Linked DNA regions of Mus musculus: region 2 is linked to region 1. Evidence: chromatin loops called from intact Hi-C (ENCODE). Cell type or tissue: left cerebral cortex. All regions are shown on one strand. Links, peaks and the distances in the headings refer to the core of each region. The heading gives the core; the rest is flanking DNA.

Evidence for each region. A loop is a pair of places that touch in the nucleus more often than their neighbours do. Peaks named below come from ENCODE experiments on the same cell type or tissue, not always from the same donor. Only the 100,000 strongest peaks of a DNase experiment are listed, where the experiment ranks them.
Region 2: a loop joins it to region 1, with 5 times the contacts of the local background. A loop is called at or near these places in 23 of 42 quality-filtered maps.

Annotation. Positions count from the first base shown.
Region 1 is chr14:19,833,026-19,847,670 of GRCm38, reverse strand. D14Ertd670e (DNA segment, Chr 14, ERATO Doi 670, expressed) reads right to left here and starts at 8,746. Exons shown (of 3, transcript NR_105025.1): 1 at 8,684-8,746; 2 at 5,627-5,755; 3 at 2,994-3,366. In left cerebral cortex, for the core only: a CTCF peak has its summit at 7,650 (motif pointing left); a DNase peak (open chromatin) is centred at 7,651; H3K4me3 peaks cover 707 bases.
Region 2 is chr14:20,258,559-20,273,203 of GRCm38, reverse strand. It overlaps Kcnk16 (potassium channel, subfamily K, member 16), which reads left to right and starts at 3,935. Exons shown (of 5, transcript NM_029006.2): 1 at 3,935-4,254; 2 at 7,924-8,038; 3 at 8,878-9,044; 4 at 9,790-9,955; 5 at 10,231-11,829. The coding sequence starts at 4,042. The coding sequence ends at 10,448. It also overlaps the pseudogene Gm2048. In left cerebral cortex, for the core only: no CTCF peak of the experiment used is centred there; a DNase peak (open chromatin) is centred at 6,245.

The DNA.
Region 1 (14,645 bases), core at 6,131-8,630:
GGAAACAGGACAGAATGGTCTTACCTTGGTCATTTCATTTCCCAATTTTTTAAAAGTTATTTTCAAACCTCTGATCTCGGCTAAGGGGTAAATACTGAGTCCTGAGGATAATTAGCTTAAAGGAAGTAATTTACTATACATAGCCCCACAGTAGGTCTTATAAGTAATTTACTATACATGGCCCCACAGTAGGTCTTATAAGTAATTTACTATACATGGCCCCACAGTAGGTCTTATAAGTAATTTACTATACATGGCCCCACAGTAGGTATTATAAAAAGGCAGCATAAGGGGCCAGCCAGGCCAGTGAGGAGACTTATGAGCCATGATTCTAATTCAACATTTTATAGTACCAGAAATTAATCTATGCTCAGGTTGTCTTTTTGTTTTTTGGTTTTGGTTTTGGTTTTGGTTTTGGTTTTGGTTTTGGTTTTGGTTTTGGTTTTGGTTTTTTTAAGACAGGGTTTCTCTGTATAGCCCTGGCTGTCCTGGAACTCACTTTGTAGACCAGGCTGGCCTTGAACTCAGAAATCCGCCTGCCTCTGCCTCCCAAGTGCTGGGATTAAAGGCATGCGCACCATGCCCAGCTTCAGGTTGTCTTTTATCTAAATCATTTTTAACTTTTTGTAAAGTCTCTTTGTTTGATAACTCCTGATTTGTTAGTACAGAAACAACAAGCCTCTCCCAGTGTCATGTAAAGTCCTCTCTGGGACATGAAAATAGAGTCTAAGCCTAACTGGTGTGGGAAGATACTTCTATCAGAGATTCTACCTGTACATGGAGCATAGAGAGAGAGAGAGAACTGAAGGAGCCTGAGGTCTGCTTCTATCTGATAACTTCTCTGTTGTGGGCCCATTTCCCCCAGTTAGGGCCTTAGAACTTGAGGCAGCAGTCCCTGCAGCATTTCTATCATCACTGGAATGAGGAGAGGGAACTCTCTCCTGTCCAAATGGGGAATAAAAGGCCCCCCTCTGATCCTGAATAAAAATTCTCTTGGGGGTTCACACACAACAATACTTAATACTGGATTGTTATACAGATGTTCTGAGGCCATACAGCAGGTGAGACCCATGGTACAGGCAAACTAAGTTCCTATGTGTACTGGCTAGTTTTGTGTCAACTTGACACAGCTGGAGTTATCACAGAGAAAGGAGCTTCAGTTGAGGAAATGCCTCCATGAGATCCAACTGTAAGGCATTTTCTCAATTAGTGATCAAGGGGGAAAGGCCCCTTGTGGGTGGGACCATCTCAGGGCTGGTAGTCTTGGTTCTATAAGAAAGCAGGCTGAGCAAGCCAGGTGAGGCAAGCCAGTAAAGAACATCCCTCCATGGCCTCTGCATCAGCTCCTGCTTCCTGACCTGCTTGAGTTCCAGTCCTGGCTTCCTTGGTGATGAACAGCAGTATGGAAGTGTAAGCCGAATAAACCCTTTCCTCCCCAACTTGTTTCTTGGTCATGATGTTTGTGCAGGAATAGAAACCCCGACTAAGACAAATTGGTACCAGGAGTGGGGTATTCCTGTGACAACCTGACCATGTTTTGGGGAGGACTGTGGAAGGACTTTGGAACTTTGGGCTTGAAGATCCATCCATTGTTAAGACCTCTGTCGGATGTTGTGTAGGAGCTTGGAAGATAATGTTGAGAACACTGCAGAAGTTGGAGCTCTGGTGTGTGAAATTTCAGAGGGAAAATTAAAGACTCTTTTCAGGGCCATTCCTGTTTTGATTGTGAAGATTCTGTAGTTCTGGTTAGCTGGGGCTGAAGAATCAGCTGTGATTAACAAGATACCAGAACTACTAAAGCAAAAACTTTGCATTACTGGGACTATTGATGCTGGTTAGCTGGAGCTAAGAAATTAGCGGTGATTAAGAAGAGACCAGCATCATTGAGGTGACATCTTCTGGGAAGTATTTTCTGAAAGCACAGTGGCTGTGTTCCAGATATAGCCAAAGTTGTACCTTGTGCTGTGGCTGGACTTGGTAATGTGTAAGGGTCACCCAGGTGGTACTGGTTTTGAAGGCATGAAGGAGTTGAGCAGAGCAGCTGAGGCTTGGCACAGTGAGAGGCCATGGAAGGCCATTGGTGAAAGTGCAGCCTCAGTTGCAATTGATGGCCCAGGACTGAAGGGGTCATGCAGTGTTTTGGAGATGCCAGTACCATGAGATGACCACCAAGAGCAGCAGCAGCAGTGGAGTACAGGCATCTGGAGCCTAGAGGATGACTCGTGTGCTACAAAGGGCCTGGCTGGAGAAGTGACCCAAGCCCTTGGAGGAGCCCAGAAGATCGTGAGTTGGATCCCAGACATTGGACAGTTGGAGATTGACTTTTGCTTTTGATTGTGACTGTGCCCTGATATTTTCCCTCTTGAAGAAAGAAACTGTTTTAGTGGAGCCCACAGTTAAGAGACTTTTAATTGTAAAAAGACTTTGGATTTTAAAAGAGATGGATATTTTAAAGAGATTGAAATTTTAAGCATATGTAAAGACTGTGGGACTTTTAAAGTTATTTAGAATGGGGATGAATAAGATTGTAAGGGTTGAGGCTTACTAGTGATGTTTTTGTGTGTCAAGTTGACAAGGGGTCAATTGTACTGGCTAGTTTTGTGTCAACTTGACACAGCTGGAGTTATCACAGAGAAAGGAGCTTCAGTTGAGGAAATGCCTCCATGAGATCCAACTGTAAGGCATTTTCTCAATTAGTGATCAAGGGGGAAAGGCCCCTTGTGGGTGGGACCATCTCAGGGCTGGTAGTCTTGGTTCTATAAGAAAGCAGGCTGAGCAAGCCAGGTGAGGCAAGCCAGTAAAGAACATCCCTCCATGGCCTCTGCATCAGCTCCTGCTTCCTGACCTGCTTGAGTTCCAGTCCTGGCTTCCTTGGTGATGAACAGCAGTATGGAAGTGTAAGCCGAATAAACCCTTTCCTCCCCAACTTGTTTCTTGGTCATGATGTTTGTGCAGGAATAGAAACCCCGACTAAGACACTATGGGAGCAAAATAAGTTTCTGAGTTAAGAGTAACTGAGAGACTATCATTACAAGAGGCAGAAAAGGGAAGAGCTGTGTATAACTAATCATGTGCTCTACTGTGAGAGAGTCTTAGCCTGAATAGATCTGGTCCAGATGAGACAGTCCATTTCTGGTCCTGGTTTGGAGCAGGTTTGGCAAAGGAGTGGTGAATCCAGGCAGATATCCCTCCACCTTGATTGCATCTGGTGTTGTCAGGATGACGGCATGAAGTCTTTTCCAGGCAGGTGTCAATCCATTTTTCTGAAACTTCTTAATGTTGGTCCCTGGGTCAAAATGAATGATGAGGCACTGCAGAAGGACCTGGAAAGATGTCTCCATCCCTAGAATGGACTGTAGTTTGGACCTGTTGGAGAGACTTGAAAAGTGACTGATCTCAATGATAGGATCTCTTAAACAGGGCAACAAGGGAATGGCCTTCCAAACATATTCTCACAGTGAGTGAATTCTGCCTTATAGGGAATCCATCTTGTCCTAAGAAGAGCCAGAGGTAACAGGTTGGACCAGTTTTCACCAGTTTCCAAAATCAATTCAGAGAAGTTAAACCTGTCCAGAGCTCTGAGGTAGGAACAGTGGAACTCCTAGATTACATTTAAGGCCTTACTGACCGCTTGGCTATGATGAAAGTGAAGACAGACCATTATCTGATCCAATAGACAGGAGCAGCCTGAGTGTAGCAATAATCACGTGGAAAGGAGTCATGACCATTGTCAGAGCACCTTCCCTCCAGGTAGCAAAAGCTTTTATTCATTCCAAGAAGGTGTTCACAAACATTAACATTACCTTATGTGAGAAGCCTTCATCTCTGTGAAATCAACTTTCCATTTCTCACCAGGGGCTAGCCTCTTCAGAGAAATGGTGGGGAATCCTTTGGTCTTTGCATTGGATTAACCTGTGTTCAGGAGTGATATTAAGAGGCACCCTGAGCAACCATCTCTCAGAGATGTAGAATCTGGTGCCTGGAAGATAATCACTCAGTCTGGTAAGATCCCTGGTCCAGTTGTATCTTGTTTAGTATTTCTAGGGACTGTTCCTGTCCCCTTCTTCCTGGGACTAGATGGATGGGGGAAGGAGCTGGGTACCAGGAAAAGCAATGGGCAAGACAGAAAGGGGCTCTGCAGAAATCTCTGCTGCTTTAGTTGGGCTGCCTCATCTGCCCTGTGATTGCTTTGGGCTTCAACTGTGTTGGCTGCGTGATGCACCTTGCAATAGATAACAGCCACCTCCTTGGGGAGACAGATTGCTTTAAGGAAAGCAACAATTTTGTCTTTGTTTTTTAACCTTTTTTCCTTCAGCTGCCAGTAGGTCTCTGCCTCAAGTAGGGGAGTGTCCTAGAGGTCTGGGTGGCTAGCCTGATATATGTCCAGCAAGGTCCCACAGTCAGGGAGGAGGACCTCAGGGTTGTCATCAGGCATCAATGTCACAGGGTTGAGACTATACCCCAGGAAAAGTGAGATGGAGCTGATCAAGCAATAGACTCTGGTATTGACTGATGAGTGTACTTGACACCCACTAGTCATTTGTCCCTTTGGGAGGGCTCCTGCAGCATGGGGAACTGTTGAAGTCAGGTTCTGGCTCAGGGTGAGCTTGTCAGTATCCCTTACTTGTGTAGCAGTTGTGGCTATGCTGTGCAAACAAGATGGCATTACGGGCCTTAGCCAGAGTGCCAGGGTGTGCATCAAAACATCCTTTGAGTCTCATGAATGAGAAGGTGGCATGGTTTAGTGATATCTGGTGGCTAAAGCTGAAGTTTGAGTTAGAGTCTGTGTTAGGTCCCCAAAAGCTTGTTCCTCTGTTTCAGTCTGTTTTAAAGGCGGATCTGTCCAGTGACAAAATACAGGGTCTGAGTTATTTCACCCAACTCAAGAATCCAGAGCCTGAAATACCTACTATGCCCAATAGTTATCTTAATTGCTTCTTGGTTTGGGGGACATGGGTTCCTTCTGGGTAGTGTTGAAAGTTCTCCTACCTTGTGGAGTGGTCTTGTCTTTGTTTGGCAGAGTGAGTCTTTTTCTTGGAGATGAAATGTATGGAGCAGTTGGAGCAAGTCTTTGTGACTTTCAAACAGGTGGCAGTGTTTGGTGCCTGTCAATAGAATATCATCTACATACTGGAGCAGAGTTGGCCTGCATTGTGACACCCGGAATCCTGTTAAGTCTTTTTTGTAATGTCTTTTTGGAGTGTAGGGGGCTTTTTGAACTCTTCAGGTAGTCGTGTCCAGGTTATCTGGCTAGTCTCACTACACACTGGATTAGACCATTTAAAGGCAAACATGGCATGGCTAACTGGCACCAGGGCAATAGAGAAAGAAGTAAGCATTCTTAAGGCTTACTTCTGTATAGACCTGGTAGTCTGGTGAGATTTGGAACTGTGAGAGGAATGATTTCTGTCCATTTATTTGCTTCTTGGAGATATTGAACTGACTGATAACCTGAGGTCTCTGGTTTATGCACAGGCAGGAAAGGTAAATTCCAAGCCAACTGCCATGGGGGTAAGGTAATTACTTTCAAACAGCCCCTTGATAGGTGGAGCAATTTCTGGTCTAGCTTTTGGCTTCCAAGGATATCACCAGACCTCACTGATGTGGCTATAGTGAAGAGACTTACCAGAACTGGTGGGTGGTGGTGCCATGCCAGGAGGACTTCTCTCAGCCTGTTTCTTAGGGAATTGTTGTTGCAAATCCTGGAGCAGGGTCCTTGGGTCTGGATTTGTTTCTGCTGTGGCATCTGGGAGAACTAGAAGATATTCTTTATACAGAGAGCAGTTCAGCTGAGTTGGTAGGCAGGGGTAAAGAAAATCTGAGTTTCTTGAAGAGTAAAGGAGATGATGGTGTTATGGAATTCAAGAACACCCAGAAAAGATCCCTAGACTCATTTCAGATTTTAATTAATCAAATTTATTAAAGCCACCAGCAGGGTCACCCACAGTCTTTGGCCCAAATCAGAGATATGCTATCCAGAGGCAGGTGAAAGAAGGTCTTTTAAAGATGAAACCCAGAAGAGCTTTTCCTCTCTGCTAAGATTAGATGGTCAAGGTGACTTCAAAATAGTCCTTGAATGTCTGAATGGGCAGGTTATAGAAACCAAAATCAGCAATTATTCATATCATAACAAGCAGATGGCCATAGTTGTACATTTCTGGGCAGAGGGTTAAGGAGTCAGGGTTCCCAAGAATTTATTTTCTAGGAGCTTGAGTGGGGGAAAAACAGCTATTAGGTACCAAGATGGATGCCTAGCATGAACATGGAGTTTCATTAGCTATCACAATGGTACCTAATTTTCAAAGAATACCTCTGCCCAAAAGGAGAAAGAGCAGTCCGAGACCACCACAAAGGAGTGAGTCACCACCTGCCTGTGACTCCCTGTATTGCCATCATTACATTGGTAAATTTGGTTTGTTTGTTTGTTTGAGGGTCATTCCCTTGGATACAGAACAGTGCAGTATGAGCCGTAGGGCCTCAGAGTGAGCTGACTGGAATGCAGTCAGCATAAACCTTGCTTGCCTTCGTAGAGCTCAGCAGCAGCCACGGCATTTTGCCTGTCCTCTGCTGTAGAGTCTCAGTTATTAACTTTTACCTTGATGGACTGAGATGTATTCATCCCTGAAAAGCCCTCTAGTTTTTGGAGATTTTCTTATGGGTGTCCAGAGCTGACTGAGTGACAAAAGCCAAATTTTACACTCTAACTTTTTTTTTTACGCTAATGAATAAAGAGATGTAAGATCTGAAGGTTTCTTCCAATCTTCAAGAAATGCCCCAGGAGACTCTTCTGGGGCTGGAGGAGCCTCAGTAGTTTAAGACAAATTAGTGGTGGCAAGCTGCACCCTGAATTCCAGTCATAAGATTCTGGTGACAAGTGTCCACAGCCTGGGAACCTGCATATGTATTGGGGTCCCATTTGGATGGAGAGACTGCCTCAAATCGAGTAGCTTTTTAAAAGCATTCATACCAGCAGCTGAGCCCCCCCCCCCAAAAAAAAACCTTTATCTCAATTCAGATCTATGCCCATGAATCCCTTTTCCTTTGGGAGTAACTGGTCAGAAGGAATTACTGACAAACATTCCAGGTAGGGAAACGGGTGCATGGGACAGATTCCAGAAGAGAGTGGGGGGCTTGGGCTTATCAGAAAAAGGGACTCTGTGTCTTCCAGTTATGCAGATCTGAAGTAGAGAAAGGAGTATAGAGATCAAGGAAAGGGTGATGCCCTTCTTTAAACCACTCCCCCCCACCCCCACCCCCACCCGCCTCTGGAAGGAAAAGCGTCTTATGTGACAGAAAAACAGATGCTGGGACTTGAATCCAGAATGGGGTATGGTGGGCCCTCAAGCTGGGAAGCCAAAGGTGCCTTAGAAGCTGGCAGGGCAGTAGGTGAAGAGAGCAGCCCTCCCTGCACCGGTGCACGAAGGCCACTGTCCAGGCCCAGGCTCCACTTAGAGCCAAGAGGAGTGAAGGGCTCCGTCCCGCACCCTCGCTAGAGCCCACAGAGAATCCAGCCTACCCAGGTCCCGGGGGACATTGTCACATGAAGAAGGCCAGGGCTGGGGACAGACCCCCCAACTGTAGGGCCCGGGTAAGAGAAGCACTGGGGTACAAATCAAAAAACAAGGAGCTAACATCGGCAGAGGGTGCCACCTGTTGGCAGAATACGGGAAAACAGCAGAATTTTAACCAGTTGGTCAGATCAGATCCGACAAAACAAAAACACCAACAGCAAAATCAAGAAATCAATTAAACAAACCCCAAACGTGCCTGTCACACGTTCAGTCAGTTCTCTGGGTCAGACTTGCCTTTCATGCATTCAATAATCCACACAGTTGGCCAGTCACTCATTCAAGCAAAACTGAAACCAGACCTCACATGAGAGACTGAACCAGGATTCAGAGTCCCCACTCTTTACGTTCCAATTTAGTGTAGAAGGGGGACTAGGAAAGAGTTTCCTGTCGAATATTGTCTTCCTAAAACAGGATGAGGGCCTTAAATATCCATCCATCTTACCCAGAAGAGACCCCCTTTTCGGGGCCTATCTCTCTTATCCAGAAGGCTTCCATGGGGGCACATGCTCACCACCCATAATTCAGTCTACAGAGTCACCTCCTACCAGTGACAGAAGGATTCCTTGCTGGGAACACAGCAGTAACTCCGGACCTCTCCGGACTCAATGAGAGGTGTGGGGTCCTGGAATGCTCAGCGAAGGAGCCTCCCCTGCAGCCCCTCCTGCACGAGGAAGGCCAGGAGCGAGGTTGAGTCTCATGGAGCAGAGGGTGGGAAATCTCGTGTGGCTTCCAATTTTATGATCCACATGAGATACTTACTGACAACCATACTGATTTAGACAATAATTTTAAGTCCTTTTATTAATAACCAGACCAAAGAGGGGCTTGAGCCCTTCAAAATGTCTCTTGGTGCCTGAGCTCAGGGATACAGAGCTTTTAAGGCAAAACCACACAGATACATTTATATGAGCGTCAGAGTAAACTTGAAACATTCACTCCTGGCAGAGCTTAATAGGTATTTTAGACATAACTCGCCAATTACTCTGTTCAGCACATCTGGACCGTAGTCAAGGCCATGGAGATCTCAAACGTGTTGCCAAGGGATACGTGGCCTTTGTGGGAAGGGCTGAGAACCGTCTAAGCACACACACAACGGAATCAGGTAGTGTTACCTTAGTCATTTCAATGGGAAGCTCACTCAGCTTGTGGTAGCCATTCTCAGGCCTGTGGCCCAGGTTTCATTTAACAAGTCTGAGGCGTGGTGGAGGCTGGGGAGTGGGTACTTCTTCACTTCATTTTTTCAGGCAGGGTTTTGCTGCTCAAAGCTGACCTTAAACTTACAATCCTCCTGCCTCAGCCTCCTGCGTGCTGGGATTACAGAGGTACATCACTATATCCAGCTTGAAAATGTGTGGTCTGATGGGTTTCTGGCAGTTCTGAGGCATCTGTTCCAGGTGCCATGGATTTCTGACACCTGCAAAGGACAAGGTTCACACCATTGTCCAGTGGCTCTCTCTCTCTCTCTCTCTCTCTCTCTCTCTCTCTCTCTCTCTCTCTTTCCTTTTTTTGTTTTTTGTTTTTGTTTTTTCTTTTGTTTGTTTTTTCGAGACAGGGTTTCTCTGTGTAGCCCTGGCTGTCCTGGAACTCACTTTGTAGATCAGGCTGGCCTCCAACTCAGAAATCCGCCTGGCTCTGCCTCCCAAGTGCTGGGATTAAAGGTGTGCGCCACCATGCCCGGCTAAAATTATTTTTGCTGTTTTGTTCTTTGTTTGAGGTTGGGATTTTTTTTTTGTTTGTTTGTTTTTGTCGTTGTTTTTGTTTCGTTTTTTCGAGACAGGGTTTCTCTGTATAGCCCTGGCTGTCCTGGAATTCACTTTGTAGACCAGGCTGGCCTGGAACTCAGAAATCTGCCTATCTCTGCCTCCTGAGTGCCAGGATTAAAGGCATGGGCCACCATGCCCAGCTCCAGTGGTTCTAAACCTTCCCAATGATGCAACTCTTTAATACAGCTCTGCATAATGTGATGATCTCGTACCATAAAGTTATTTTCTCTGCTACTCCATAACTATAATTTTGCTACTGTTACAAACTATAATGTAAATATTTTTTGGAGCTAGAGGGTTGCCAAAAGGATTGAGAGCTGTTGTTACACAGCTGAATCTTATGTCAGCTGTGCATGTATCTTCAGATTCTGTGCAAAGTATTAGCTGCATAAAAATCAGAATGTTGAGACTATTATTTGGTATATAGGTACAGTAGGTGTAAATAAAAGAGAGAAAATTAAACAAACATATTAAGTATTCATGTAGATAAAATGTAAACATAGCTAGGTATGGTGGTGCATGCTTTTAAGTCCAAACACTTGGGAGATAGAGGTGGGCAACTCTCTGTAAGTTCAAGGCCAGCCTGATCTACGTATAGAGCTATGGGCCAGCTAGAGATACATAGTGAAACCGTCTCAAAAACAAAGAAAACAAAACTAAAAAAAAAAAAAAAGTGAATATAGGAATTTTCAGCTATACAAATTAGTAATATTAGTTAAATATGCAAATAAAGTGAGGGTAAAAATAATTGGGCTGTAGCTCCGAGGGGTAGAGTACCTGAGGCCTGGCTTCCTCTCCAAAACATACCATAAAAAGCAAGGAAGCCCGGCGTGGTGGCGCACGCCTTTAATCCCAGCACTCAGGAGGCAGAGGCAGGCGGATTTCTGAGTTCGAGGCCAGCCTGGTCTACAGAGTGAGTTCCAGGACAGCCAGGGCTACACAGAGAAACCCTGTCTCAAAACAAAACAAAACAAAACAAAACAAAAAAAACCCCAAACAAACAAACAAACAAACAAAGTAAGGAAGCCTCAATTAACAAAAACAGGAGTTCACCATCTACCTTCCCTCAAGGAGCCCGCCGACAGGCGGATGGGGGATGAGCAAAATACGGCCTGATTGGGAGTGAGGGCCTAGAGGGAAGAGAGCCTTCCTCGGGAGTCTTAGGCATGGCTCTTTAGTCAAAGGCCTTCCCCACAGCGATCCATAATGAAGCAGTTCTCTGAGATGATCCTTCCTTGTTCTTATTGCTTTATTTTTATGGTGGATGTGAATACTTTATACAGGGTGAACCAGGGATTAAATGCCCTTGGTGGAGGGATACCCAGGAAGGGAAGCTCATTAGCTGAAGGCTTAAGTCTGTCTAGATGCCTCATTAGTGTGGAGAAGAACTCCCGGTGTTACACTACGTGACTGAGTGTCCATGGTCCTCTCAGTGAGGTGTGGTTTCAAGTTTCAGAGCAGGTGCAGAGACAGGCAGGGAGGGAATGGCTCCAGCTCCTGCTGTCAAATCGTGGAGCTGTTTCCCCAACCCCTGTCCCCTTCCCCCAGGTCTGAGCTCATTCAACCTTACCAGTTCCTATGCCTGTTTGGTAGCGTGGTCCCACATGTCTTACCTCTATTACTCAATATTGAGATGAGATGAGATAATACAAAGGGTGGAGAGAGCCGCAGACCTGGAAGTCCTTAGACACCGACTTAGCGTTTCTGTGGCTATGATAAAGCCATGACTTAAGCAACTTGGGAAGGAAGCTCCTTTCTGTCAGTGGGGTTAGCCTTTAATGGGAAAGTACCTAATTAACTAATGCTCACAATAGTTAACAGAGTGGAAGGGCAGACCAGGTTTGCTAAGAGTGTGGGATGGGGTCCAGGCTTTTCTGAGAAGCTTGGACAGCTTCTCAGGGTAAGAGGAGTGTTCTCAAGGTGTTAGGCACCAGACAGAGGGAAGTGGGGAGGATTGGGGGATGTTGTGGATTTGGACCAATGCCACTTGTATTATGTTTATCTGGTCCCCAAAACTACAAGAATCCATATATCCACATGTAAGAAACTGAGAGAACCCTGCCCCCAGTTAGTTTGATTGGTAAATAAAGTTGCTGGCAGCCAATGGCCTGGCAGGGAGACAGAGGCCAGACTTTTGGGATTCCTGGGCAAGGGATCAAAGAGGAGGGAGAGATATAGCTACCCTGTCAGGGAAGGAAGAGAGACATCAGGCCTGAGAGGTACAGAAAGACAGAGAGATAGTCATTAGGTAGGTGTGGGAAAATGCAGCAAAGGGACTAGAGGTCTGGGTCCAGAGCAGCAAAGATGGAATATAGATTTTAGTCAGTAATAACTCAGGAATATCGGTTGAGAGTGTGTTAGCCTTGTGGAGGGTTAGTAAGTGACTCAGTCATTGAGCGTGCGTGTGGATGTGCGTGTGTGTGTGTGTGTGTGTGTTTAATTCTGGAACCCAGAACACTGGGGCAGGTAGTGAGGAGCACTGCCACTGCCGCTGGGGTTGATTTGAGTAGCGTTAATTGGGTTCTGCTACAGGGAGACGTTAGAGGCAGATAGAACTGAAGGTGCCATGGTACCTTGTATTAGAGAAGTGAGATTTATAGAATAGATCTGGGAAGAGAAAAACAAAAGAAATGGACTTGTTTCAGTTGCTGGGGTTAAGATACCAACAAGGCACCAAATGGCACTGTTCCATAGGCAATGGAGTTTATGGGTTGAATACAGTGTCAACGCTTAAGATCTGGGAATCTTCAGCAAACATAGAATATCCAAAACTATCAGGATGGACAAGATCTGAGGTCAGTATTTAATGACAGAGGGAAAATGGCTGCACATGGTTCTCCGCTATTAAGGTAAGGAGGCAGAGATTTACCATCGTGGAGCAGAAAGGAAACACCAGCCATAGGCTGCTGGTTGTGGGACACTGTTGACTCCCATCATTTGCACATCCTGGCTGAATGCTGGATCTCACACTCACAAAGAGCCTCACGCAGAGACTTTTGACTTCTATGTAAGACAATGAGGTATATGTATGCACATTCCCATGTATGCACCAAGCCTATGCACTCGTGTGGTATCTGTGTATCCTTGTGATAAAAGTGTCCATTTGCTACTAAACACACACACACACACACACACACACACACACACAAATATATATATATCACAAATTGTTTTGAAATGATAACTTATAAATACTAGGCTGGCTTTGAACTTGCTATATAGAAGGAGATGGCCTTGAACTATGGATCTGTCCACCTGAGTGCTAGGATTACAGGTGTGTGCCACCACACTTAGTTTTATGAGGTGCTGAGGATCAAGCTCCAAGTTTTGTGCATGCTAAGCAAGCTCTCTGACCTACTAAGCTACATCCCTAGCCCATTATACTACAACTCTCTCCACAAGATTTAATGTTCCTTCATTTCAAAAACAAACCTGAAATCTTAAGAAGTAGCAACAGTAATAGTCTGACCTCCAACTTCGGAGAAGAACTGAGTGTGTAGGTCAGATTTTGCATGTACCCCCAGTGACCCTGCTAAGATGGTTGTGATGAACATGCTGGAGTTCTTGAAGTCATTCTTTTTCAAGGATGGTCTTTGGGGTCAGATGAAATGTCTCCAGCATCCCCTAGAATAGCCTTTTGGGATCTCTAAAGAGTTTTAATTTTTTTAAAAATTTATTTATTTATTTATTTATTTACTTACTTACTTACTTATTTATTATGTACACCGTGTTCTGTCTGCATGTATGCCTGCATGCCTTAAGAGGGAGCCAGACCTCATTATAGATGGTTGTGAGCCACCATGTGGTTGCTGGGAATTGAACTTTGGACCTCTGGAAGAGCAGTCAGTGCTCTCAACCTCTGAGCCATCTCTCCAACCCAAGTTCTAATTCTTAAGCTAGGAAAACAACCAGGGAATTTCAAGTTTGGGGTGAAGGAACACTGTGTCCAAACATGGATTCTAATCCTAGAGCCTTCTGTGTGCTTGCTCAAAATGCATGTGAGCCATGCACTCGGAATAGGGTAGGATATTCAGGTGGTTTCCCTTGGCAACAGTCAGGAGAGCTGAGTGTAGGGGTTCTTTATAGTATACAGCTCAAGTCTTATGGCTAAATTAGTGAGGATTTGTAGAGTAGAATTGAGCTCAATGGCATCCTTGAGCTTCTTTATTGAACAAGAAAAAACTCAATTGAGCAGCTTTGAGTTTGGACATTTGCTCCATGACTTAATGTCATTTCCTGTTGCTGTGATAAAATATCCTGACCAAAGCAACTTAATCAGGGAAATTATGTCCCCAAATGACTCATCGCATCCACAGTCAAGAACAGAGAGGGGCGAATGTGTGCATAATTCTGCTTAACTCACTTTCTCTACTCTTATCCCGTCCAAGGGGCAGCGCCTGAAATGCTGCTGCCCACACTGGGAGAGACTTCTCACCTCAAGTAATGTAATCAAGGCAGGGTAGTCAAGGGCATCCTGATCCAGGCCGTCCCTCACTGAGACTCTCTTCCTAGGTGATTTTAGAGAGTGTCAAGGTGTTGGTTATGCTGAATCATCACACTACCCATAAGGCATTGTGTGGGTATCACATGGGCAAGTGGCTAGCACAGGCAGGTGGTATCAGGAAGGAGTATAGTAACCCAAGTAAAGAGTGATCATACCAGGTTGCCAAAAGGATGAGGGTCGGCCATGGGGTCCAGCATGGCCAGAGGGGATAAGGAAGGATACGTCCTAAGCAACGCAGTGTTGAAAGAGCTGTGCAGCTTCCAGCGCTGCATGGAGGATAAGTGTGATAACAAAGGTGGCGAGGAAAGAGAGGCTGAACCGTGATGGGAATGGCACAAGCAGACACAGAAGTAAAGAGGTCTGGGACTCTTTGAGGGCCATGCTCATGGTAGATACTCCTCCATGATGAGAATACTGCAGATACTGACAGTTAAATAGAATCAGACAGTGACTTAATGGAGCCATTTTATTTCTTTTGAAACTAATATAAAGTTGGGCCTGTATCTGTGTATGTGTTTTATTTCTGTTTTCTGGTTTTACACTTTATATTTCAGTTTCCCTATCCCACTCAGCCCTACCTTTATCTGTAGTTTCTCTTTCTGAACTTTCAGTTATATTCACTCAAATGTGATTTGACAATGTTAAATGGAAAACTCCAGAAATAAGCAATTCATGACTTTTCAACTGAATGTGTTTTTAAGTAGTGTGATTATCTCACAGTGTCCTCTGTCCCACCTGACTCATCCTGGATCCCTTTACCCAGACTATCCATGTTATGTGCACTACCAGCCCCTTAATTAGTAGCTG
Region 2 (14,645 bases), core at 4,966-7,465, 430 kb before region 1:
CTTTCCTGAGCCAAGATCAGAGCCAGGAAACACAAAGAGAGGAAGGCAGACAATGGCAGGAGTTAGTGCCATCCAGATGCCAAGGAGTGGTCCTGGTGTTCATCTTTGTCACATTTCTTTTGTATGAAATAACCAGAATAGGGAAATCTAATAGAGACAGAAAACTGGTTTCTGAAGGCTGAGGGACCAGGCTAATGTGAAGGAGGAGCAAAAGCCAATGAGGAAAGAATTCCTCTTTGAAACAATAATTGGAAACCATGCTCTTGAAAGTCTGTGGATATAATACAAACCATGTGACTGTCAACTTGACAGGATCTAGGAGACAAAACTCTTTGTGCATCAGCAAACTCTGCAAGGGAGTTTCTAGATTGAATTTGTTGAGGTGGGAAGATCCTTGCTACATGTGAGCAGGAGTAGGTGATGGCTGGAATCCCAGGGTGAGTAAAACTGGGAGAAGGCAAACTGATCACAGGGCTCCTCTCTCTCTGCTTCCTGGCTTCTGATGCAATGTGGTCAGTGCCACACACTCCTGCCAGGATGGACATATTATACCTCCACACTATGAACTAAAATAGACCCTTCCTTCCCTAAGTTACTTTCATCAGGTATTCTCTCAGCAATGAGAAAATTAACTACTACACTGTGGAGGCATGACTGATTTCAAGGTGAGTGTGCTGAAACAACAACAACAAAAAAAAATCCAGTGAAATATACTGCCAACAACAGATGATGGATAAAGAAGATGTAGTATCTGTACACCATGGAACACTGCTCATCCATTAGAAAATAAAGTAAAATCAAGACACTGGTAAGTAAATGCACAGAACTGGAGATTATTATGTTACACTCCAAAATGAGCTAGATTCAGAATGGCAAATACTACATGTTTTCTCTCATAAGCAGAATCTAAATGTAAGTGTGTGTGTGTGTGTGTGTGTGTGTGTGTGTGCGTGTGTGTGTGTTTCTACATGGAAGTAGAAAGTGGGCCTTAAGGAAGCAGGACTGGGGAAGGGTAACGAGATGCATGTGACATACATAGAGGGTGGTAGTATATCAGATGAAGAAGGGCAGTGAGCGTGAGGATGGATCTGCATGTGCTGGTTAGCTAACCATCAACTCGACACCATCTAGTATTCCTTGGAAAGGGAGTCTTCATGAGAAATTCTCTACAGGGACATGTCTGTTGGGGACTCTCTTGATTGTTAATTTGTGTAGAAGACCCAGCCTGTTGTGGGCAGCACCATTCCCTAGGCAGGGGTCCTGAACTGTATGGTTGGAGAAACTGAGTAGTTGAAAAGCAAGCAAGCAAGGATCTGTGCTTATTTTCTCTCTGCTCTTGACTCTAGAGGTGCCTGGCTGCTTGCTTGAGTTCCTGCCTTGACTTCCACCCAAAGACGTGGAGTAATAAGTAGAATAGACTCCCTTCACTCGTAAGTTGCCTTCTGTCAGGGCATTTTACTCCAGCAATAGAAATGAAATTATAACAGTGGGGGGAGGGCAGTAATGGAGAAAGATGAGTAAGAACAAAGTATGATGACATCTACAGATGAAACTGCCATAATTAATCCCATTACTTTAGAAGCCAATTTAGAGATTTAATGGAAATAAATGAAGTTATTAAAACAATTACATGTTCCCACTAAAGCAAACCTACCACTGGGAAGGCAAAGGGGCATATAAAGATGTGGGGATATGAGGGTTTCTTTTACTTTCTTAAAGTTTGTTTCCTTTATTTTTTATTTTATGTGTATGTGTGTTTTGCCTGAGGACATTTGCCTGTGCACTACATGCATCTGGTGCCTGAGGAGGCCAGAAAAGGGTGTTGAATCCCCTGGGACTACAGCTGCAGAGGGTGGTGAGCTGCCGCAGCAGTGCTGGGAACTCAACCCAGGTCCTATGAAAACCACTGAGCCAGAAGGTTTCTACTTTTCAAGATGTTTTGTTTTTAGCAATAAAATTTATTTATGTATAAATATAAATAGATACATCTGGGGAGATGGCTCAGCAGTTAAGAGTACTTCCTGTTCTACCAGAGGAAATAAGGGTTAGTGCCCAGCATCCAAGTCGGGAGCCTCACAAACAAGATGTGAACAAGCCGGATGTTGTGGCGCACGCCTTTAATCCCAGCACTCGGGAGGCAGAGGCAGGTGGATTTCTGAGTTCGAGGCCAGCCTGGTCTATAAAGTGAGTTCCAGGACAGCCAGGGCTATACAGAGAAACCCTGTCTCAAAAAACCAAAACAAACAAACAAACAAACAAAAAAGGATGTGCAAACAAGATTGTGCTAAGTGCCTCAGGCACCAAACACACAGGCTAGGGATGTGGCTCAGTTGGTAGGATGCTTGCCTAGCGCTCATCAAGCCCTAGGTTAGACCCCAGCATCCTATAAACCAAGCATGGAGTGCACACATGTAATCCCATCCCCAAGGATGTGGAGAACAAGAGGAGCATTAGCTCAAGGTCAGTCTCCGCTAGATGCCAAGTTTGAGGTCATCCTGAGCTCCATGAGATCTTGTCTCAAAGGAAGATAGGGGGTGGGCTGAAGAGGTGTTTCAGTGTTAAAACTTCAGTACCCACATTTGTTAGCTCATAGCTGCCTGTAATTCTAGCTTCAGGACATTTGGCGCCCTCTTGGACTCTATGGGTACCCACCCACACATGCATGCATCCACACCCACAAACACACACATATATAAAAATAAATATTAAGAAATAAACAGTAAGCCTGAGGAGATGGCTCAGTGGTTAAGAGCACACACTATCTGCTCTTCTAGAAGACTCAGGCTCCATTCCCAGCACCCAACCACCTGCAGCTCAGGTTCCAAGGGATCTGATACCCTCTTCTGGCCTGCACATGCTGCACAGACATACATGCAGGCAAAACACCCATACACACAAAATAAAGCTAAATAAATATTTTTAAATAAATAAAATGGGATAGCTGGTCATGGTGTCACATGACTTTAATCCTGGCACTCAGAAGATAGTGGATCTGTGTGGATTTAAAGCCAGCCTGGTCTACATACCGTGCTCTAGCCCAGCCAGGGCTACATTGAGTCTTTGTCTTAAAACCAAAACAAGACAGGCAGGCAGGCAGGCAGACAGGAAGATAGATGATAGATAGATAGCTAGATAGATAAATCTGGAGAGACGGGTCAGCTGTTGAAGGTTAAGCTAACAACTAAAAAGAAAAAAATAAATCAGTAACTGCACACATGCACAGTATGTTAGGTGAATTATTGTATAATGTCAGTAAAGTAGTCGCATCTACCAAAGATCAATCGAGGCACTATGGGTCCTCCTGTGGAAAAAAAGGAGTCACCAACAGTAATATATGGGTGGAGGCTCATGTCCGGTTCTGTCTTCTCCCCACTTTCATCTCCTGAGCTCAGCATCCTCAGACAACCTGTTCAAGGGTCTCAAACAAGACCAACCATTGGCCAAAGTGATAGCTGGTGGTAACCAGGGCTGTCCATGTATCAGTAGCACCAATTGATAATGCTGCTAAGCAAGGCTGTCATCTGCCTGTTTACTTTGCTTTGATTTGTTTTACTCTGGTTTACTCAGTCCCAGGTTCCCCCAATAGGCAGGTCAATCCTCCCCATTCCCTTCTGTAAGCAAGGGCAACCCACACCCTCGTGAGCCTTCCCTCCCAGCCTCCTGTGTTTGAGCCGAGAGCCTTCCCAAGTGAGGAATCTGAAGTTGTCAAGATCCCTTCAGTCCCAGCAGAGTGGGCTCCTGATCAGATTCTCTCCCAGACACTCAGCCTCACTTGGGAGCAGAAGCTAAGACCAGATGAGCTCAGGAAGAGCTCATAGGTGTCCCTGAGGGGCCCAAGCATTTGCTGCCTTGCTGCTCTGCATGGAAAAACAAGGCTGGGTGGGGGATGGCAGGCCTGTTTGCACACCACACTGTTCAAACAGACTCCCCTGCCGCAGACACCTGTGCGGTGGAGGACAGGGCAGGCAGTGGCAGGGGCTCTCACCTCTTCCAACTCTTTCACAGCCACCCTGACAGCTGCTGCAGAGTCCTGGCCACATCATGCCCCGTGCTGGGGTCTGCGGCTGCTGGGGTGGCCAAGTATTGCCCCTGCTTCTGGCCTATATCTGCTACCTACTGCTTGGGGCCACCATCTTCCAGCTGCTGGAGAAGCAGGCAGAGGCTCAATCCAGGGACCAGTTCCAGCTGGAAAAGCTACGCTTCTTAGAGAACTACACCTGCCTAGACCAGCAGGCCCTGGAGCAGTTTGTACAGGTGAGAGTACAAAAGAATGGGACAGGAAGAGTGGGGAGGCAATGGAGGGGCTAGTGGCAGGAACAGAGCCACTACCCAGAGGTTGGTTCCCCTTTGGAAGCAGAGTGTGGAGGAAGCTTGAGCCTGGAGAGATCTAGTCCGGGGCCCCGATTCTCAGGTCTGTTATGTGACCTTGCCAGTCACTTAACCTAAATGTCCTCATCAGTAAGATGAGAAGAAAAAATATATCTGGGATTGGGAAGTTGGCTCAGCCAAGCATCTGCCAAACAAATATAAGGACCTGAGTTCTAGACCCAGATGTCCCCACACCCCCAGAGGTGGGCGGGCAAGATGGCTCAGCGAGTAAAAGCACTTGGCACGGAGCAGAGCCTGATGGCTGCCGTTCAAGTCCTGAAACTCACATAGGGAAAGGAGAGACAACTCCTGGAAGTTGTCCTCTGATCTTGACATGCACACAATGGTACATGCATTTCCACATGCATATAAACACACCCATATCCACACACACTGTTATGTACTAATTAAAATGTAATTTAAAAAAAAAAAGTCAGGCATGGCGGCTTGTAATCTCAACACTGGAACGGCCTAGACAGGCAGATCCCTTGGGCTCTATGGCCAGCCAGCCTTGCCAAATGGGCAAGCCTCAGGCCAGTAAGAGAGCCAGTCTCAAAAAAAAAAAAAGAAAAAAAAGAAAAAGAAAAAGAAAAGAAAAGAAAAGAAAGAAAGAAAGAAAGAAAGAAAGAAAGAAAGAAAGAAGGAGAAAAGGAAAGGTGGAAAGCTAGACAGACAGCTTAGTAGGAAAGAGTACTTTGTAAGTAGAGGGACCTGGCCCCCATGTACATCTCTGGGTATGGCTGCAAGTGCCTGTGACCCCAGCATTGGGTTGGTGGGTTGGGGAGACAGGTGGATCTTGAGAGCTCACTGGCTAGGCCAGAGCAGCCTAACCAAAAGGGCTAGCTCTATTTCAGTGACCCTGTCTCAAGGCAAAACCCAAACAAGGCCGATGGCTCTGTGGAATGACACCTGTGGTTGAGCCCTGGCCGCCTGCACAAACATATTCGTACACAACTCTGCACATAAGCAAATGGGAATAGACACATGTACATCCACAAAGAAAATGCACCTGCAGTCGACACACATGAACTGTCAGTCTTCAACACTCCAGAGATGTCCCCTCTCACACTCGCCCACTTCTCAGACTGCTGCTCCATAGGCTGGCTCCCAGCCTATCTCCCTGGGTAGAGACACACACAAAGGTTAGAACGAGCTGGGCTGGTAGACAGCGGCCAGGTGGGGTGGATGAAAGCTGCCAGAACTGGACCCCTAGGTGGTCTTACTTCCTGCCTGGGTTCCTCCTGCCTCCCTCTCTTTCAGAAACAAAGCAAAACTAGGTATTTTGGGCAAAGGTGGGGCACTGAGAAGATGGACAGACAGGTGGAACAGGTAGTATTAGCGAACACCAAACAACAAGCCAAGCAAAGCTGGCACAGTGAGAATGTGCATTCATTGGTAGGGACGGGGCTCTGGGCCACCATCATTTAGCACCTGTGGCTGAGCACCCTGCAGGTGCTTTCTTCCCAGTTGCTTACTGCAAGCACTGCCTTCAGCTTGCAGGTGAGAGATGCAGGGTGTCGACAAGTCTGCACAGTCACTGGCTGAGGCAGAACTCACACCCATTCTTCTCGCTGGGGAGCTCTCTACTTTTCATTCCATGAACCAGCTCACCCAGTGAGGACAGGGCACTGCTGAAAGCGAGAATTTTTAAGGTGGAGTCTGTGGCCCTCCCTCACCAGCAGCAACGCCTGAGAGCATGTCAGGAGAGCAAGCGTCAGCATCCACCCAGACCTGCTGACTCAGGCACTTTGGGTGAGCTCACCAGGTGGTGCTGAGGCCCTGAGACTTCTCTTGGGACTGAGAGCAACAGGCTTACTAGATGAGATGTGAACAGAGTGGACTGTTCTGTTGTTCTATATGTGGATATACTCTGAATATAGAGTTACTCAGGGATGATGCTCATTTCCAGCCCCCTCAACATCCCAGAAGTAAGCCTGAGTCAGGAACACCCTCCAAACCTCCTGCCCTGGGCTGGTAGTGGAGCCAGGAACGAGGAGTGGGCAGACAGGTGGCAAGGCTTAAACCAGCTCTGTAGTCAAGGGGCAAGGATGGACCAGATCTGACTGCATCCCAAGGGGCCTGTGCTTAGTTTGAGGACTCACTAGGAAAGATGAAACAGACACACCCCTGAAAGTCCTCAGTTGCAGGACAAATCCTCACCTCCCAGGGTAAGTGGAGCCTGGAAATCAGTTTTGGGGGAATCCGTTTCCTGGGGAACTCATACACTGAGTCACACACAGTGCTGAGTATGGTGTTCAAACTTGATTCCACGAGGAAGCAAGTTTGTATGTACATCAGCCCCTTTCTCCATTACCATGGGATTCCCTGAGGCTACTCAGCCACACCCAGAGCCATCAGAGGAGTCAGAACCCCTTCTCCACAGGTTGGAAGGCTCAGAGATGCACTGAGGAGCTGGGCAAATGCTAGGCCCAAGGGTGAAAGTCTCTAGGGAGAGGACACACTCTGGAATGCCTGCCCCAGCTCCCTGGGTGTGTGGGAAAGAGGAGGCTAAAGTCTGCCCAAGTGAGGGCCAGGAGGCCTCCACCCAGCTGGTGAACATCAGTTCCCATAGGAAAGAGGCAGGAGCAACCATACTTCTCAATGGCTCCTCTGCCTTTAGAGCACCGCAAGATACCAAGGCCGAGCCACCACCCTAAAGCAAGTTCCCAGCTAAAGGGAGAAGCCTAGAGTTTGGGGGGAGGGAACCCTGCCCATTTCCCATAAGGGGTTAAGGGCACAAGTTCGAGCCTGTTAAGGCTTCTGTTCTAGGAACACAAAACATAGACACATAAAGCACACGTGTGCACACACACACACACACACAAAGCACACATGTGCACACACACACATAAAGCACACATGTGCACACACACACACACATAAAGCACACATGTGCACACACACACATAAAGCACACATGTGCACACACACATAAAGCACACATGTGCACACACACATAAAGCACACGTGTGCACACACACACACACACACACACTTGTGGGACTCTCTGATGGGATTTCTCCTACAGGTATGGGTTGCACTCACTAGAGAATGCCAGAGAATGTGGCTGCCAGCACACTCACGCACACCCCATGTCCAGGAAAGCTCTCATTCCCATTACCAGTTCCATGGAAAAGCAGCCCCAGACCAGCAAACTCTCCCAGAAGCATTCAACAACACAAAATCCATCTTGTCTAATTTCCCTGCTTTCTCTCTCTCATTCTCTCTCTCTCTCTCTCTCTCTCTCTCTCTCTCTCTCTCTCTCTCTCTCTCTCTCTCTCTCTGTGTGTGTGTGTGTGTGCGTGATATTTTCCTAGCTATCAAGAGCATCTGCATACTACCTCCTTAGGCCCTGGCTTCCCACTGGCTCATTAGAGCACACACTTCAGTCAACCGCTGGCCACTTAGTGTCTTAGCCAGAACCTCGGATCCTTCATGTCCATTTCTGTGAACAGGAATGATGCTATCTAAGAGACAGGAAAGCATCCTCCTGAGAGCTTGGTGACAGGCTGCACTCAGTAACTGCTGAGCCTGCTGTCCGTGCTTCTTCCACAGGTCATCCTGGAAGCCTGGGTGAAGGGTGTGAACCCCAAAGGCAACTCCACCAATCCCAGCAACTGGGACTTCGGGAGCAGCTTCTTCTTTGCAGGCACAGTGGTCACCACCATAGGTAAGTGGGAGAGGAGTGAGGCCTCCCTTGGCCCTGCTGAGCTTGGGGTCCATTCTAAATGCCACTGCTGGTCTGGGAATATGCTTTATCCCGGAGGTGACAGACAGGGCACAGGTTGGGAAGTGGGTAGGTTGGCTGCAGCTGTAGTTGCCTGGACTCACTTCTCTGGGTCACACTGAAGGGTTAGAAAGAGCTATTCCTCAGTACAGCTGCATAAAGGCAGGAGTGAGAGCCGGTCCTGTGGCCTTCCCCTGCCAGCAACTGTTCCTCAAGGCAGCAGTTGATAGCTCAGTGTCTTGAAAAGATGGGGTGCCAACAGAAAGTCCACGCTACTCACTCCTTGTGAACCCCCAGGGTCTCTCTTACACAGACCTTTCTTCAATTCAATTAAGTTCAAGTCCAATCCCAGCCAAGTCTTCTTTGACAAGCCAGGCAGAGTGACGGGGGTGGGGTGAGGGGTGGGGGTACAGACTTGGTTCTGTCCCAGGCTTGGACTTCAGAACTTCCAGTCCCCAAAGAGGGATTAAATTGTTATAATCACACAAGGCAAAGTGTGTAATTCAATAGAAATAACATAAAACATCTCAGGGAATCACGCCTGTCAGGGAGGCAGAGAGTGGCAGTCAAGTGGGCTTCCCGGAGGCAGCATCGTTGGTGATGCGCTTTCTGTTAGTAGAGGCTGTTCTATTAGAGAATAGGGGGAGTGTCCATAGGAACAGGGAATGCTCCTCTTCCCACAGAGCTGATGGAGACAAACCTCTGCTAGAGCTGGTGGTTGGGGGTGGGAGCCAGTTCTGGGCTCTCTTTTCCCCGCATCTGCACACTCCCTTGCCCTGCAGGTTATGGAAACCTGGCCCCCAGCACGGAGGCAGGGCAGGTCTTCTGTGTCTTCTATGCTCTGATGGGGATCCCACTCAATGTGGTCTTCCTCAACCATCTGGGCACAGGGCTGCGGGCCCACCTGACCACATTGGACAGGTGGGAGGACCACCCCAGGCATTCCCAGGTAAGGCATCGTCCTCCCTCCCCCCCCCCCCCTTCAGGTCCTCAGAGTCCTCCCTCCCCTCCAGGCCCTTGGGGACAGATGGTTGAAAATTAGGAGCTGGGCTGACAGATTCAGGTATGAGAAGAGAGATAAGAAGAAGGATGATACAGACCAGGCAGGGCATGGCCTCAAAGGGTTCTATAGCACCTTGACTATGGAAAGTCAAGGTGCTACCTGTAAAGGGCTATGGAGTCTACCTGTAAAGGGCTGAGGACCAGGCCCTGGGTATGACTGAGAGGACTCTCCCTGTGTGCTAGGCAGCTCTGTGCTGCATCCTTCTTCGGTGGAGAATTTGAACATTATCTCTCCATGGTCGTCACGGGTATTCAACATTCTTTCATGTGGTCCAAAACAGTCTCCAGGATACCCAGGATGCCCACAGAGGGATCTGGAACAGTCTAGCAGTTGACAGTAGTCTAATCCCAGGCCTGAGTGGGACCCCAGGGCGCCTGCTCAGGTGTGATTCTCAAGTTTAAAAGGGTCTTTGACTCCTTCCTTGACCCACTAACACATTTCCCTGTCCAGGAAACTTGGCACATACAAATCTCATGCCCAGGGGTACAGACCCACCCAAAAGTCTGCAGCAGGGATAGGGTGGGGGTGGAGCTTAGACATTGCCCTGCCTACACCCAACTTTCCCCAGACTTCCCTCATATATTTCCAGAACCTTCTAAGTGGTCTCAAGGGCACACTCTTTCCCTCCCAGCTCCTGCAGGTCCTGGGCCTGGCTCTGTTCCTGACCTTGGGGACCCTGGTCATTCTCATCTTCCCACCCATGTTCTTCAGCCACGTGGAGGGCTGGAGCTTCCGTGAGGGCTTCTACTTCGCGTTTATCACCCTCAGCACCATTGGCTTCGGGGACTATGTTGTTGGTGAGAATGGGATAATCGGGTTATCTTGGTGGGCACCCACTAGGGGTGATGAGCATAGAGGTACCAGCTATCTGAGGTTGGTTACTTCTGCAGCCGCTGTGAACTTTTGGTGGCCTCCTCAGAAGTCTCTGGTATAGTAGCCATCACTGCTTCCTCCGTTAGTAGTCCTTAGTATGAGAACGAGGGAGATCGCATTCCTATGGAAGCGGGGTTGGGGGGGGCAGTAGGGGGGAGTGGCAGTTCCCTCAGACACAAGCGATCACTTTCCCCGGCAGGCACAGACCCCAGCAAGCATTACATCGCTGTGTATCGGAGCTTGGCAGCTATATGGATCCTCCTAGGACTGGCATGGCTGGCGGTGGTCCTCAGCCTGGGATCCCTGCTTCTGCACAGGTGCTCCCGGCTCTGGCAGCTCATCAGAGGCCTGGACCTTAAGGATGGAGCAGCCCCTGACTCTGAGCCTAGATCACAGAAAATCCCCATCTCTGCATGAGACCCAAGTGTCCTGACCTCCCCAAACCCATGCCATTCCCTGCCCTTCCCCTTTCTTCTCAACCCACACACTTCCCAGCAACTTTCCAGAGAGAGAAAGGAGACAGATGTGCCTACAAAGTGACTGGGGCGGGGGGGGGGGGGGCGGTGAGGAGACAAAGATCAAAGATCTGCATGGATGGAGATGTGAAGTTTGCCCTTGGCGCTTTTCCCATCTCCCAAAGAGAACCTGGATCGTGGTTGCCAAATCACTACTGCCATCTTAACATGGTCATGGGAGCCCTTAGGCTGCAGGCAAAGGTGGACTTGACTTTTGTATTATTTACTACATACACAGTAGGCTCTTAACAGGTCCCTACTAGGTAGCACATAGTGGTGGTTTCTGCCTTCATTGTGTCAGTGTGTCAGTCTTGAAGGAGCTCCAAGGCAGCATCCTCATCTTTGATGGGAATAAACCTGGGGAGAATGAAAGTTCAGGGCGGTGGCTGGAGGAAGGGAGCTGGACACACACCAGGGGATGCCTTTGATGCATACAGGAAGCCGTCCTCAGGAGTCTCACAGCTGAGGAACAAGAAGGCTGCCAGTCAGAATTCCCCAGCTCTCCTTGCCCACAAGTGGAGAGGAATCCTAGAACAACACTGGGGGCCCCTTTCAGGGGTCCCACCACTTTCTTGAACATGACCTCCTCTGACCCTCAGAGCACACTTAGACCTCTTTACTCCCCCGCCCCCAGAGAAGCTGGGGGTGGGGGGAGCAGCAGATCCCAAGGGCTTCATAGCCTGTCATCTCTCCGGTGGCATGGACTCCCACCGAGCCTGGTTCTTCTGCCAGATCGTGACATTGTGGGCCAGAAGGCAGGAAAGGTTCGTCCCAGACTCACAAGACTAGGAACTAATTTTTGTTTGGACTTCCTTTACCTCTCCAGTGGCAGGGGTGTCCCCAAGTTCTGTGTCCTCTTTATAGCATTAAGGGTGGGGGTGGGACTGTGAGCCCCAGAGGTTGAGGGGAGTCCCTGAGAAGGACCCGCATTGGCAGAGGGTTCCCAGCACCCAAGTCTTACTGCCACCCAGGAAAGGATTGAAATATGACGTCTCTAACACCCCGACACCTGCTGGACCCCACTTCTTTTCTGGGTGGATGGAGATGCAGGGACTTCCCTCCAAAGCAGCAAGGAAAATTTGGGTCCGGTCTTCTTGCCTGCTAGCCTCCCAGCCCGGGACAGCACAGACAAACCATACCCCCCTCCCCATTTTATTTCTTATAGTACACTGGCTGTAGCGAGATCTAGGGTGATACAAGGAAGCACTCGGAGGAAGTCCCCAGCCCCTCAGCTTAGGCAGGAGTCCTGTGACAATAAACTTGGCTGCTGTTTCTTCTCTGCAGTGGATTGCAGGAGTCTCTCCTACTGCACGGAGGCGCCGGGGTGCAGTGGGGTGAGGGTGGGAGAGAAGGAGGTTTCTGAGCCCTTCTCTCCTGTGGCTGTGGCTGCTGCCCAACAGTCCTCTCCTTTTCTCTGATGTGGGGAGGGGACTCCACTCTCTCTAGGAGCATCTTTTTTTTTTGGGGGGGGGTGTTGCAGTTCCAGGGATTGAATCCTTGAGGGTGGGCAAGACTATCCCATCCTCCAGAACTCCTGAACAGGGAAACAAAAGAGAAAAGTGTTTTTGCTTGGAGAAGGGCCCCTCCTGACCCTTCCTGCCCAGCCTGGCTCCTGTACACCATAGTTCTCCAGAGTTCTGGCCTCTCCAGTCATGTTAGCGCACCAAGGCTCCTTCCACTCCATCACCTGTGGACGGAGATCTCCCACAGTGCCTTGGTGGGCTGGGGGCTGTGGCATGCGGGGCACGGGGCTCCTGCTTCTCTCCTTTCTGGCTGACTTGGTGCTGGGCACTGGAGTGTTCTGGGTGCTAGAGGGTCGCGTGTCCGGGGACCCCAGCCGCAGCTTCCAGCGTAACAAGTGGGCCAGCCTGGGGGAAAGTGGATTAGGCAGGGGCTGACGTGATGCATAGTAGGGATGAAGGATGCTATGGTCCGGGATCGTAGGAGCTGTTATTCCATAGAGAGGTGGAGGGCACAGGCCTGGGAAAAGCAGGGCTGTGCGGTTGGGCATGGGTAGCCATGGGTTGGGCTGGACAGCAACAGAAAAGGCCTCCATCCTTAAGGAAATGAGAGGGCATGGCTAGCCTGCGTCCTAAGAACACTGCCATCCTAAATTTGGAAATAAGGAATACAGAAGGTCGCAAGCTACAGGGCAGTCGTGATAGGGTCAAGATAGCATTTGATCTTGTCTGTGTAGGACAGCCCTGTGGGATCAAGGGCAAAGGATGAAAAGCCACATCTAGCCTTTTCTGAAGGGTGCGGCGGGGGGTGGGGGAGGAGATGGGGCAAATAGGAACCTTTGGGGTGAGGCTTGGCTCTAAGGAGGGAAAGGACCCAGCGCCCACCCCCACCCCCAAACAGAATCCTAGGTTGGCAGGATGGGTAGAGACTTCTTGCCCTGCCTGACCTGGCTTGAAGTCAAGAATGAGTGTGTTTTTCTGGGGCCACATGAATACCAATTCTTCACCCCAGTTAGGGCACCAATGAATTATCAAAGGAACAGTTCAACCCGGGTCTATCTGGATGAACCAGTGAGTTTGCTGGGGTTACTAACAGGAGCATGGGGTGTCAAAGGCAGCTACATTACTGAAAAGCCCATCCCAGCAGGGGTAATAACGCACAGAAGCTGAGCTCACCACACAACTTGTAGACAGCCACACTGGAGTCCCTTCTCCTCAGCAAGCTGTTACTGTGCATGTAACACGGAAGAGAGGCACTGTGAATCCTGAAACCTTCTGAGCCTTAGAGCCTTGTAAGCGAGTGAAGGAATGAAGATGAGAGCATGCGGCTCCTAGACATGACTCGGGAGAGGGGTTACTGTCAATATGATGGAGAGAGCCAACAGAGGCATCTGGAAGAGTCCAGACTGAACTGGACAATGAGGGGGTCCTGGGGAGGGAAGGAAAGAGGAGAGGGGAACAGAGAGGAATGGGAGCCGAGAGTAGTCAAGAGACCAAGAGGTCAGTAGCCAAAGTGGGTGGGTTATACAGGGAAGAGAAGCTGGGGAAAAGGACCATGAGAGCTTAGAGTAGAGGAAAGGGCATGCCAGCCAGGACATCTTCACAACAGGTGCTGGTGATGCTGAGAGACTGGCAGACAGTGTCCACTTTGGTATGTTGATAGATACCTCAAGTCCTGAGTTTGAGACTTCACAGTAAGTCCTTTGAGTGTCTCTTCCCCACTCCAGAAGGAAGTGTCTCACTTTGTAGAAATTGTCTAATATAATGTGACAATTGCCAGAGTACAAGTGTAGGTGAGTATAGGTGTGTGCGGGTATGAGGATGTCTGGGGGGGGGGGGAGCGGGAAGCAGGAGCCAACTCCCTCTCCCAAGATCCTGTTCTTCTCCAGAGTATCATCTGAGCATACAAAGATGGGACCAGCCTCCTAGGAAATACCACCAGCTGGAAGCTTGTGGACTCTTTCTTCTTTCCCATGTCCACCATCACCACCATCGGTAGTGGCTGGGTAGGGACAATCTGGTAGGGCTGGGAAGTAGCTTCTCCCTGAGAGTCAATGGAACCTCCCTGAGAGGCAGTGGGACTGGTAGTGGCATGTGAGGGATCTTATCCAGGGTGTCACACCTATAAAGCAGTCAGCTCTACAGCACGACCTCCACTCTCCTACAAGCAGCACCCCCTGCCTCAGGACCCGTACCCTTGGTTTCTGCATTTCACCAGGTACCGGGGGACTGTGCACACTTTCAAATGGGACTTTAGTCACTCCACCCAACCCCTCCTACAGCCCCTGAGTCCACCTACAGTCCACCCCCTACAGTCCACCAGCACCTGACATCCCTGTCACCGTTCTCCAGATCATTTTCTGTCCAGAGCCAAACTGAGGTGGAAGTCATCAGAAAAGGGTCCCTGGAGACTGTTGTGTGGAAACAGTATGGGCAGAAAGCATGAATCTCACGAAATAATTAATGCTTGTCAGTGGCCCTAACACCCTTGCTCTTGGCATCCCCTGCATGACCCAGGACATACCACCAGGTGGCAGGCTCACACAAACTATGATTTCATGCCAGCTTGCAGCCTGCAGCTTCTTTGACCAGCAGCATCCTTACCTTGTCCAACAGAATGAGCAGGTGAAATGCGCAGT